Linked DNA regions of Homo sapiens: all the other regions are linked to region 2. The links are chromatin contacts, found by Hi-C or POLR2A ChIA-PET in ENCODE. All regions are on one chromosome and are shown on one strand. The core of a region is the stretch at or near the end of the contact, and the rest is flanking DNA. Distances in the headings are between cores, read along the strand shown. Region 1 has its middle 41 kb from the start of DANT2. Region 2 holds the start of WDR44 (WD repeat domain 44). Region 3 holds the start of CUL4B (cullin 4B). Region 4 holds the start of C1GALT1C1 (C1GALT1 specific chaperone 1).

Region 1 (2,700 bases), core at 6-2,505, 2.3 Mb after region 2:
AGAGGTTGGAGAACAGAATAAAAAAAGACTGCTTACCCAATTTAAAATTGGTGAGGTGTTTCTTGGGCTGGTCTGAGAACCTGACGTCATAGGTGGATTTTCTCACAGAGCAAAGAGCAGGAAGACAGGGGATTGATCTCCCGAGGGAGGTCCCCTGATCCAAGTCACGGCACCAAATGTAGCAGGAGGACAGGGGATTGATCTCCCAAGGGAGGTCCCCCGATCTGAGTCATGGCACCAAATGTCAAGCACATCTATGTGAAGAGACCAACAGACAGGCTTTGTGTGGGCAATAACACTGTTTATTCACTTGGGTGCAAGTGGGCTGAGTCCGAAAAGAGAGTCAGTGAAGGGAGATGGGGAAGGGGTTGCTTTACAGGAGTTGGGTAGGTAATGGAAAATTACAGTAAAAGGTGGTTATCTATTGTTAGCAGAGGAGGGGGTCACAAGGTACATGGTGGGGAGATCATAAGACTCATTGTCCAAAAGAAGAATGTTGCAAAGTTGATTGATCAGCTAAGGTAGGGCAGGGACAAGTCACAATGGTAAAATGTAATTTTGGTTAATCAGTTAAGGCAGGAACTGACTGATTTACTTCTTTGTGGTTTTTTGGCTGCTCCAGACTTCTTGGCCCCTGCAGGCCACCTGGATGTGTATGTGCAGGTCACAGAAGTTATAATGGCTGAGCTTCAGCTCAGAGGGCTGACACCTGTACTTCAGTTAAAGAGTTTAGTTTCAGAGTTTTGACCACATAATGTCTAATAAGGAAAACTGTGAAGAAGCACAGTTAAACAGAAGTCATGGATTTTTCAGCTTCTATTGTTTCAGGTGCCACAGAAAATCAGCAGATCCATGACACACCACAGGCAGTAAGGCAGTTTGTGTTAGGCAGGCAGCTGGAGACAGACAACAGGACCCAGAGCCAGAGACAGGAATAGGTAGACAGCAGCTCACCAGAAGAGCCAGAGGCATTTTAGAAGCAAGTGTGAGCATGATGGGGAGAAACAGGGCATCATGACAAAATAGGCAAATTGGAAGCCTTGCAGGGTCAACCAAATGGTCTGTTTTTCAGAAACCTAAAAGAGGAAAGGGTGGGTAGACGCTGGAGAGTGAGGGGATAGTGGTAGAGACTGAAAACCAAAAGCAGAACAGGAACAAATTAAAAACGGAGAATGCAGTTGCATTGCGTCAGAATCAAGTGGACTTTGGCAGCTAAGGCAGCTCGCTGCTCCAGCTTCAGCTGTTCTTCCCCTCCTGCCACGTGAATCGGGCCTGGGGGCTTACAGCATTGGCCATGGAAACAGCTGGCTAAGTGCAGAGTTTTGAGAGGTCGGGGCGGGGCTGAAAACAGTTCCTGCAAAGAGAGTATGTTTTGCTTCTAAAGGAAATGAGAAATGTGTTAAAGGAGGTATTTGAATATGAATGAGTTATTTGAGTATTTAAATACCCAAAAGAAAAGTCTCTCAATAGCAAAAATGCCTAAGCATAAAAAGATTTAACAGAAATCAAGTACACACTTCAGCAAATGAGTTAATAAACCATATAGCTAAACATGCATGATATTTTCAATTTTTGCCTCAGTCTAGAAGCCTCCCAATCATCTCCCACTCTTTTTAAAAGGCAGAGAGCTGTTTAACAACCCTTCAGTGTTCCAGGCAGCAAACAGGCTCTCAACTATTAATGGCAAAGCTGCCAGAAGCCAGACATACCTGGGAACAGATGAAAGGTTTTGTTTGTTCACCTTCAACATTAAACTAGTTCCCACTCAGGACCTCTGAGCACATTACTGGAAATTTTTAAGACACAGTTACTGGTGTGAAGAGGTTTCTGAAAACATACAAAGCACACATTCAACAAGAAAGCCCACCTGAAAATCCTGCGAGGGCAAAACTGAATTGAAACATTACAGCATGCCTGTTCTTTTTCAAAGACCAACGAAAGTTCAAAGATTCAGAAACTTTCTTGAAAATTATAGAAACATTATGGCAAATAAGGTTTCACCTTGTGTGCCAAATACAACTGATTTTTACTTGCCTCTGGAAGCTCTGCATATCTGATCAAATTAGTGATGTCTGCCATAGCCTAGAGAAGAAAGAGTGAAGATACCATTGTATAAGTCTTTCCTGCTTTGTGTCTCAGGCCATTTGGGCATACTACTTTTTATCCTAGAGGTTGCAAACTGGCACCTCATGAACTGCATTCACACTTAAGAGATGCTTTGTTTGGTCATCACAGTATTTTTTAAAATTAATTACCAATATTTCACAATGAAAAATTTCACATTTTTAAAAGGCATTTGCCATTTATCTTCAAAATGTAGATTTCTAGCAATTTTAGGCTCATCTTTCCAAATAGTAACTGTCTTCTGAAGCTTAGTGGTGGTTGCCTCCTTTAGGTGGGGTATCTTCTCTTAAATTTGGCTTCTTTCCCTCACCTGTAGGCCTCTGTAGGATTTGCATTTGTGAACCCCTGCTCTATTCCTCCTTGTTACTGTTACCCAAACAGTACATTGTTACTGTTACTTCCTGCTCCTCTACATTAATAAGGACATTAATAAGGAGGTTCACTGTTTTTCTACATCAATTCTGTCATTAACCAGAATGACTTTAACTCCTTGGCCTCACAGTTGCTGGATATGCTCAGCTTCAATAATGTCTCACCACCATTTTGGCAACCCACTCTTCAGCAACAAAAATGTTC
Region 2 (2,700 bases), core at 148-2,647:
CGTAGGGGAGTTCGGCGAAATCGCTTTAAAGCACTACCCCAACTTTGAAAAGTGGAGAAGTGGGTAAGTAAATACAAGTCCTAGTCAAGCGAGCATTCCAACTACTGTACTTCCTATTCAGAATCACCCATATTAATCACCACTAAAACATCTTGCAGAATTAGATAAAGAACACAAAGCTGGGGCTCTCCTTCCAATCACCAGATTACTCAGCACTTGTTTGTCCCTCTGCAGTCAGTTGTGCACATTTCTTCTGTCTGGCCATCCTTTTAGACCGCATTCTGCCTAATAGGGACCGTGTATTCGATTTCCTTTACCTCACGATAAGGTGTTATTTTAATAAAACACTGTTGATCTAGAGTACATTCGCTAGAGGACTTTCTTAAGCAAATACCCAACCTTCCCCCCGCTCCTTTTCGCTGTGTGCAAGAAAAAGAGGACGGCAAATAGGGGAGAGTTACAGCCACCTCTGAAGTGAATAGGTAAGTTAGCGGTAAACGGGAGAATAAAAAACTACAAGTTACATTTCTCCTGTTACTGCTCCTTTAATCTACGGTCCCCGAGGCCAAAACGGATGTTTGAAAGGTAAGCTCAGAACCCCACAGATACAAATCTCCGACTCAGGCACGTAAGCTGTTCCCCCTCACAGAAGGCTGGATCAGAAGAGAAACGGGCTCCGAGACCGACCCTGGGACCGTTCAGTAGGGAAACGGCCGGGAGGCTGCCCGAGGTGGCTGACTCCCCCTTCTCCGAGTCACCCCGCCCTAAGAAGCCCCAGGTCTGGGTTCTGAAGTCCTCCAGTGAGACGGGGAGGAACAGCGGTGGCGGACACAGCGGGACCTGGGAGGGGTGTAGGGGGAAGACACAGGAGATGCGGGGGGCTTGGGATGCCCGGCTTCCTGTCATAGCTGCAGTCACTTACCCCACGGGGTAGCCGCCCCCTAGGTGCACATCTTCAGGGGCATCATAGAATTCCTCGGTGTCGCTTTCCGACGCCATTTATAGGACACACCCGCGGGTGAGGGGGCCGGCGCCGCCTGGAGGAAGGGTGACTCTTGTCTCCTCCTCGTCGACCTCCACCCGGGCGAGACTGGGGAAGTGGGTCTCGGGCGAGGCTGAGGGAGCAGACGATCTGTAGCGAGGAGACTGTTAAGGAAAGGGGGCCGCCCTCAGTTGCCGGGCTTCGGGAATGACCGGCAAAGCGGCCGCCTGAAGAGGCGGCGGTTGGTCCAGGGAATGTTGCTGCCACCGCTCCCAGTGATAGGTGTATAAGGAGCGCGAAAGAGGCGGTGGCTCCTCGCAGTAAGGGAAGAAGGGCGCGCCGGCTACAGCGGCTCCAGTTTCTCCCGCAGCAGCAATTTACAGCAGCTGGAAGAGCTAGTTGCCCGCAAAATACCGACGCGCACCTACCCTCGCGAGATTTCGGAGGGGCGGTAATACGTGGGCGGGGCGAAGAGGTGGCGGGGGCGGTTCCAGAGAGGCAGCGCTCCGATTACTTCGGCCCGAGAAGCCTATCAAAACGGCGCAAGCGCGTTGAGGGCGTTCGGTGAGGGCCGGAAGTAGCCGAGAAGGGAGGGGGTGAGCCTCCCGAAGGGAGGAGTCTAGGACCTGCGCAGGAGCAGCGTGGTGCCCTGGCTCTGAGAGCGCGCGGCCGACGTAGGTGGGGTCAGGCAGAAAGTCTTACTCCCTAACTCTGCAGTTCCAAAGAGACGCGTTTTGAGAGGGGTGATTTTGAGTCGGTCTTTTACTTGTAAAGAAATACTCTCGGGAAACGTTGGTGTGGACATTTTGGCGTATATTTACGATGTCTTACTATCCAAGCCCGGAATGTCCCACCCTAGGGCGTCGGCAGGTCCACCACCTCTGGCGTTACGAGAATAACTCGCCCTTATTCACTACGAGATCTCTAATTGAGATCCCTAGATATGATCCTGCCGGCCAGAGGGTGGGGTCCTTGAGATATACACGGGGAGTGTGCCAGTTCCATGGTGTAATGATGGATTTATTGCTGGAGCTGAGCCAGTATTAGGCCTCCGGTTACTTTTTCTCCGCACATGTCTGTCGCTGCCAACACAGTGTGAGAGAAGTTCTTACATACTGCCCAAGATGTGCGTCAGCTAAATGGTAAATATTTATTGAGCAGATATCATTGCAAGCCTACGAGCTAATGGCTTAATTCTGATCCTCAACTGCCCAGCGTCCGGTGATAAAAATAGAAAGGTACTTTTTAAAAAACCGAGATGTTCCTTCTTAAACCACGGGTCATTGACCATCAAGGTGATAACATTGACTTTCAGTATGATCACACAGCATATTTATTTCTCCAACTGACATCATGATAGGCATTTTGAGCTGTTCGTGCAGCCTCAATTAGTATTCAAGAAAAGGCTGGATTGGAGCCAGGGGTATGGTCTCAGAGAAACTGGAAAGGGGCTCTAGACTTTGTCAAGCAATCAGGGCAAGGTCTGCTGTGGTCTAGTGGACTTGGGTAAAAACCAAATGTCATATACTGTATATTCTATAATACCCCAGGGAGTTTAGGGAAAACACTGCGTAATCAAATATATTAATATTTTTGCAGCAAGATATATGATTGTTCATACGGGATAAATAAATACAAGTAAATAGCCTCATTCAGTTTGAGTCAGACGCTTCTGCCAAATAAGTTTAAGATAGATCTATTTGACTGTCAAATAAATT
Region 3 (2,700 bases), core at 201-2,700, 2.2 Mb before region 2:
TTTTGATATTGTGTTACCTCCCTCTGAGAATGCCCCAAGGTTAAGTAAAAACTCCCAACAGGGAATTTACAAGGTTTATTGTTGCTAATTTAACCAAACTTAAAGATTTTTTAAATCAATAATCAATTGTAAAGCATGGGGTCATGAAACACATTAGTAGAAAACACTGACTTTTGCCGATATGGTTCTAAAATGTCTCCTTTGGGACAGCGTGTAAACTGAGATTTGGCAAAAGAAGGAAGTGGGTCTTAGCTTTGTTGGGTCTATAAATTACTGAGTTAAGGACTGATAGAGTGGGGGTTAGGACGATCCTGGGCATAGTGCTGGGTGGGTGAGGGGTTAGTTACCTTTCCATTTCTTCGCCTTAGAATACACACTTAATTTGGCCAGCCAGCTTAGAAAATGCTCCTGGTAGTAAGATAAAAGGATTTACAGCTACATGAAAGAGAAAGGCATCAAAATTCAGGCCTTATTCAGCCTTGGGTCTGTGGTGCCTTGAGATAAAAGAGAAACAATTTATACCGGCACCGAATTAAAAAGTCCTTTTCTTCCTATCTTAGCTCGTTTTCTTCTCCTTTCCTATCTTAACATAGGGACATTCCTCTCCAGCAGCGGGCATAATGGCATGATTATGTTTTCCTCTATTTAGGGTTACTCCCCTAGCCTTGCAACCACTCCTTATTCTTTCATCTCTTTCAAAGTTTCTATTCTCCCGGACCCTTACGTTTTATTCCGTCCCTCCCTCTCTCCTCCTCTTCCTCCTCCTCCGTTTTCCCAGCTAGCTCACTCCGCCCCTCGCCGTCACTACCTTCCCTCCCCCGAGGCTCCTTCCCGCTCCTCCCGCCACCCCCCCCACCCCCTCGCCTTCAGAAAGCTCCAATCAGGAGCTCCGAAGGTGTCTCGAAGGCCCGCCCCCTCCTCCTATCCACTTTTCTTCCCCCCAATTTCTCCCTCCCCCCTTCCCCCCCCCACTCAAGTCCTGCGGACCTGGGGGCTTCGGGATCTGGGCGCTATGAAAAGTGTCTGCCCAGTCACTTCCGGTAAGGGCGCTGCGGCGCGAAGCTTCCCGCGGGACCGTTAAGGAGGGAGTGGGAGTTCCCGGTGGGCCAGGGAAGGAAGGCGCTGCCAGGAAAGGGGATCGCGAAGGGGAGCGGGAGCAGGAGCGAACTAGCGCGAGCGTCTGGGGCACTTTAGCCGCCCCTTTCCAGCCGCCCCCTCACGCGCGAGCTCCCCCGCCCCCCGGGCGGCTGCAGCGCTTCCCTCACCCCCACTCCCTGAGGTTGACACCGCCCCTCCCTCGGCGCCGCGTGACCGGAAATGGCGCCATCTTTAGCCTCTTGTGCTATTGACAATAACAAGCCCTGGTTCTTTCCCCCTCCCCCTTTCCCCCAACCACAGCCTCTCCCCTCCCAGGGAGAGGGAGAAAAGGAGGAGGAGCTGCAGCCTCACAGACTCGCTGAGTCGCTCCTGCAGAAAGGGGGGGAGAGAGATCGAAAAGCAGGGGAGGGGGACGGCACGGCCGTTTACCTGTCTGCCTCCTCATTCGCTCTCCCCCCTCGTTCTGCTCACTCCTGGTGTCAGCCTATCCGCCTTCCCAAACCCTCCCATTCCCCCGGTGTAGCCCCCCCCTTCACTTTCCTTCTCGTCCTCTGTGTTTCTCCTCTCTTCTTTCTTCCCTTCCCCCTCTAGCATTGCTACCTTCTCTCCTACACGCACGCAGGCATATAAACGTAGGTTTTTGATGCTCCTCTGCCTGTTGACCCCGCTATTTTCATGTTTCCAACAGGTTTTTCTTCCCCCAGTCCCTCAGCTGCTGCTGCTGCTCAGGAGGTCAGATCTGCCACTGATGGTAATACCAGCACCACTCCGCCCACCTCTGCCAAGAAGAGAAAGTTAAACAGCAGCAGCAGTAGCAGCAGTAACAGTAGTAACGAGAGAGAAGACTTTGATTCCACCTCTTCCTCCTCTTCCACTCCTCCTTTACAACCCAGGGATTCGGCATCCCCTTCAACCTCGTCCTTCTGCCTGGGGGTTTCAGTGGCTGCTTCCAGCCACGTACCGATACAGAAGAAGCTGCGTTTTGAAGACACCCTGGAGTTTGTAGGGTTTGATGCGAAGATGGCTGAGGAATCCTCCTCCTCCTCCTCCTCATCTTCACCAACTGCTGCAACATCTCAGCAGCAGCAACTTAAAAATAAGAGTATATTAATCTCTTCTGTGGCTTCGGTGCATCATGCAAACGGCCTAGCCAAATCTTCTACCACCGTCTCTAGCTTTGCTAACAGCAAACCTGGCTCTGCTAAGAAGTTAGTGATCAAGAACTTTAAAGGTAACCAAGGCCAAAATCCATAATCACCTAATAAGGATTTGACACTCGAGGGGTCACGTGCTCTATTTATGTTAATATATTAAACAGTTTGGAGGTGGCCTAATGTTTTATGCATAATCAATGAGGTGGAGGGGAGGTCCTTTTTTGGTGGAGGGTTCATTTTCCGGGGGTGGTTAGGATCCTTGTGCTGAAGCATACACCGGGTGTTTCTGTGCAGTATTTTGAGGTCTTTTTCAACCTATTGTATTTAATCTGTTATTCCTTATAACACTGACAATCGGTATGATTGATCCGGATTTTGCAGGTGAGAAATTTGTATTCTAAAGAGGTTTATTTATTTCAGGTGCATAGCGAGCCTTGGCATTGCTGGG
Region 4 (2,700 bases), core at 170-2,669, 2.3 Mb before region 2:
AAAAAAAATAATAATAACCAGACGTGGTGGCGCACACCTGTAATCCTAGCCACTAGGGAGGCTGAGGCAGGAGAATCACTTGAACCCGGGAGGCAGAGGCTGCAGTGAACCGAGATCCCGCCATTGCACTCCAGCCTGGGCAAAAAGAACGAAACTCGGTCTCAAAAAAAAAAAAAAAAAAAAGAGACACATCAAATATTTCGTGGAAAGAGAGCTCTGCACTCTTAATTAGAAGACCTGGGGGCCGTGCGCAGTGGCTCAAGCCTGTAATCCCAGCACTTTGGGAGGCCGAGGCGGGTGGATCACCTGAGGTCAGGAATTCAAGACCAGCCTGGCCAACCCCGTCTCTACTAATAATACAAAAATTAGCCGGGCGTGGTGGCGGGCGTCTGTAATCCCAGCTGCTAGGGAGGCTGAGGTAGAAGAATCGCTTGAACCCGGGAGGCAGAGGTTGCAGTGAGCCGAGATCGTGCCATTGCACTCCAGCCTGGGCAACAAGAGTGAAACTCCGTCTCAAAAAAAAAAAAAAAAGAGACCTGGATTCCAGTCCCACCTCTGCCATTAACTTGCTGTGTGGACTTTTGAAATTTCCTTATCCTTTTTAGGCCTGGTTCCTCAGCTGTAGTTCTAATATTCATTAATTCCACTAATATTTACTGTCCACTGCGTGCTGGCACTGTGGTTAAGTACTAGAAATACTGGGGTGAATAATAACAGCCAGTACTTTTTAGTAAATGCTTACTCTAGGCTTGAAATTTTGCTAAGGGAGTCATATGCACTATCTCATCTAATTTTCTATGAAATAGGCACTACTGTGACATTTTCTGTACTTTACAAATGAGGGAACTGAGGCACAGCGAGGTGAAATAACTTTCCTGGGATATCAAAAGGTGTGGTGAAGACAGGATTGGATTCCAGGCAGTGGGGCTTCAGATCTCATTCCAGTAATAATAGGAAACCGTTGGTGTCATAATTACGTGACTATTTCAGTGGCTTGCGTTTTGGTCTCAGCCCAGGAGTACTGGGGGGGTGGGCAATATGAGGGTTCAAGGACGCAGGGGTACATCAGAGAAACCATCAAGAGGTCTGATAAAAAGCGACACCGGGAGCAAGAATCTCTCGCTCTCGCAATTTCCATGCCAGGAAGGTGAAATGGGAGGTGTCAGCGAGTCGTACGCACGGCCTCTTCTCTGGACGCCCGTTGGGTAAAGGAGAGCGTCCGGGTCACGCAGGCCTATAGCAAGTCTCTGAACTCGGCAGGGGGCGGGGAGAAAGGGCACGCAGTGTGCGCGCAGCGGGCGCGCCGGCCCTTCCGACGCCTGCGCGGGCGGGCAAACGGACGGCTCCGCCCAGCCGCCGGCTCCTTTACCCCGCCCCACTACCCCCGCCTTCGCGGCGCTCGTTTCCTGGCGCTCCCCACCTTTAGCGAGACCAACGAGAGAACACCGCCTGCAGCTAGAACAGCCTGGTCAGGAGCGTAACGGAGTGGTGCGCCAACGTGAGAGGAAACCCGTGCGCGGCTGCGCTTTCCTGTCCCCAAGCCGTTCTAGACGCGGGTGAGTGGCGGGGCCTCGACCCCCACCCCAAGCGCACCCTGACTCCCCTCCCTCTCTTGGGGGAGGCCTGGGCCCCAGCCCTCTCCCAGCATGCTCCACGCGGGATGCTTGGGCAGGTGCAGCGGGAGGATTGTCAGCACAGGAGACCGAGAGTCTTCTTCCTGGGGGCGCTCTCTTGGTCCCTCAGAGGGATATCGAGGTTACCATGTCCTCCCTCTCACTTCTCTTCCCTATTTCGTCTTCGTTTTCCGTACTTCACCCCAACTACCTTCACCCAAAAAGGTTCATCTAAAAACCATTGGGGTAGTTTCTGTTTCATTTGTGCTCGTGTGCAGTTTTGTTTCCTTCTGCACAAAGTATCCTATCATATGCATCCCTAGTGTTATATTTTTTGCCTCTGTGATGGGGAAAAAATCTCCTTAGAATAATTTTTGCAAATTATTTTATTTAAAATGTGTAGACTTACTGAGTTTTGATCACTATTTTTGCAGCCAGGAGTAGGATCACCATCAGGAAGAATTCTGACACATATGCCATAATTGAGCAAAGAAACATGTGAATTATGTATTGGCCAGAAATAATGAAAACTGCGTGACATGAAATACAAAAATCCTATATAAATTAATCTTAGAGTGCACCTGACAATTCTTTTTCTTTTTTCTTTCTTTCTTTCTTTTTTTTTTTTGAAACAGAGTCTCGCTCTTGTTGCCCAGGCCGGAGTGCTGTGGTGCGATCTTGGCTCACTGCCTGCAACCTCCGCCTCCCGGGTTCAAGCAATTCTCCTGCCTCAGCCTCCTGAGTAGCTGGGATTACAGTCATATGCCACCATGCCCGGCTAATTTTTGTATTTTTAGTCGAGACAGGGTCTCACCATGTTGGCCAGGCTGGTCTTGAACTCCCTACCTCAGGTGATCCACCTGCCTCGGCCTCCCAAAGTGCTGGGATTACAGGCGTGAGCCACCGCACACAGCCGACAATTCTAATATTATGCCGAGCTTGTTTTCTGTCACTTCTCTTCTTGGAACTGTGTTTATTGACCAAGTTCTGTGAGTGACACAGGAAAGTCTTCCTGCCTCTTGCCCCACCCACCGCTCAGAAATTACATCTGCCAAGCTATTCCACACCTTGTCTTTCTGGTAGAAGT

The links. Hi-C counts contacts between places; a loop is a spot of excess contacts on that map. ChIA-PET counts read pairs that join two places held with the same protein, here RNA polymerase II (POLR2A). Pooled maps may share reads with other maps.
Region 1: a map with no recorded cell type shows a loop between it and region 2 (18-fold over the local background). The contact joins the enhancer-like site here to the promoter of WDR44 in region 2. A Hi-C loop is called at or near these places in 7 of 37 single-sample maps with no recorded cell type and 4 of 50 pooled maps.
Region 3: a loop to region 2 is called in a pooled map, with 29 times the contacts of the local background. The contact joins the promoter of CUL4B here to the promoter of WDR44 in region 2. A Hi-C loop is called at or near these places in 10 of 50 pooled maps. POLR2A ChIA-PET finds 5 or more read pairs at or near these places in 2 of 52 experiments (A549 and AG04450).
Region 4: a map of naive thymus-derived CD4-positive, alpha-beta T cell shows a loop between it and region 2 (18-fold over the local background). The contact joins the promoter of C1GALT1C1 here to the promoter of WDR44 in region 2. A Hi-C loop is called at or near these places in 1 of 168 maps with a recorded cell type or tissue (naive thymus-derived CD4-positive, alpha-beta T cell) and 10 of 50 pooled maps. POLR2A ChIA-PET finds 5 or more read pairs at or near these places in 1 of 52 experiments (WTC11).

The regions. Positions count from the first base shown.
Region 1 is chrX:116,008,531-116,011,230 of GRCh38, reverse strand. No RefSeq gene overlaps it. Among named protein-coding and RNA genes, the nearest start is that of DANT2, 41 kb to the right of the region's middle. RefSeq lists an enhancer at 907-996. Within about 2 kb of position 1,255, at least 6 of the 41 ENCODE cell types and tissues checked have a DNase peak (open chromatin) inside an H3K27ac peak, as active enhancers do.
Region 2 is chrX:118,344,803-118,347,502 of GRCh38, reverse strand. It overlaps WDR44 (WD repeat domain 44), which reads right to left and starts at 1,397. Exons shown (of 20, transcript NM_019045.5): 1 at 923-1,397. The coding sequence starts at 999. RefSeq lists enhancers at 722-1,265, 1,807-1,856, 2,047-2,166.
Region 3 is chrX:120,559,712-120,562,411 of GRCh38, reverse strand. It overlaps CUL4B (cullin 4B), which reads left to right and starts at 1,450. Exons shown (of 20, transcript NM_001079872.2): 1 at 1,450-2,329. The coding sequence starts at 1,774. RefSeq lists silencers at 801-850, 1,151-1,230 and enhancers at 611-1,495, 1,204-1,498, 1,496-2,381.
Region 4 is chrX:120,628,773-120,631,472 of GRCh38, reverse strand. C1GALT1C1 (C1GALT1 specific chaperone 1) reads left to right here and starts at 1,419. Exons shown (of 2, transcript NM_001011551.3): 1 at 1,419-1,556. RefSeq lists a silencer at 1,182-1,451 and an enhancer at 1,111-2,038.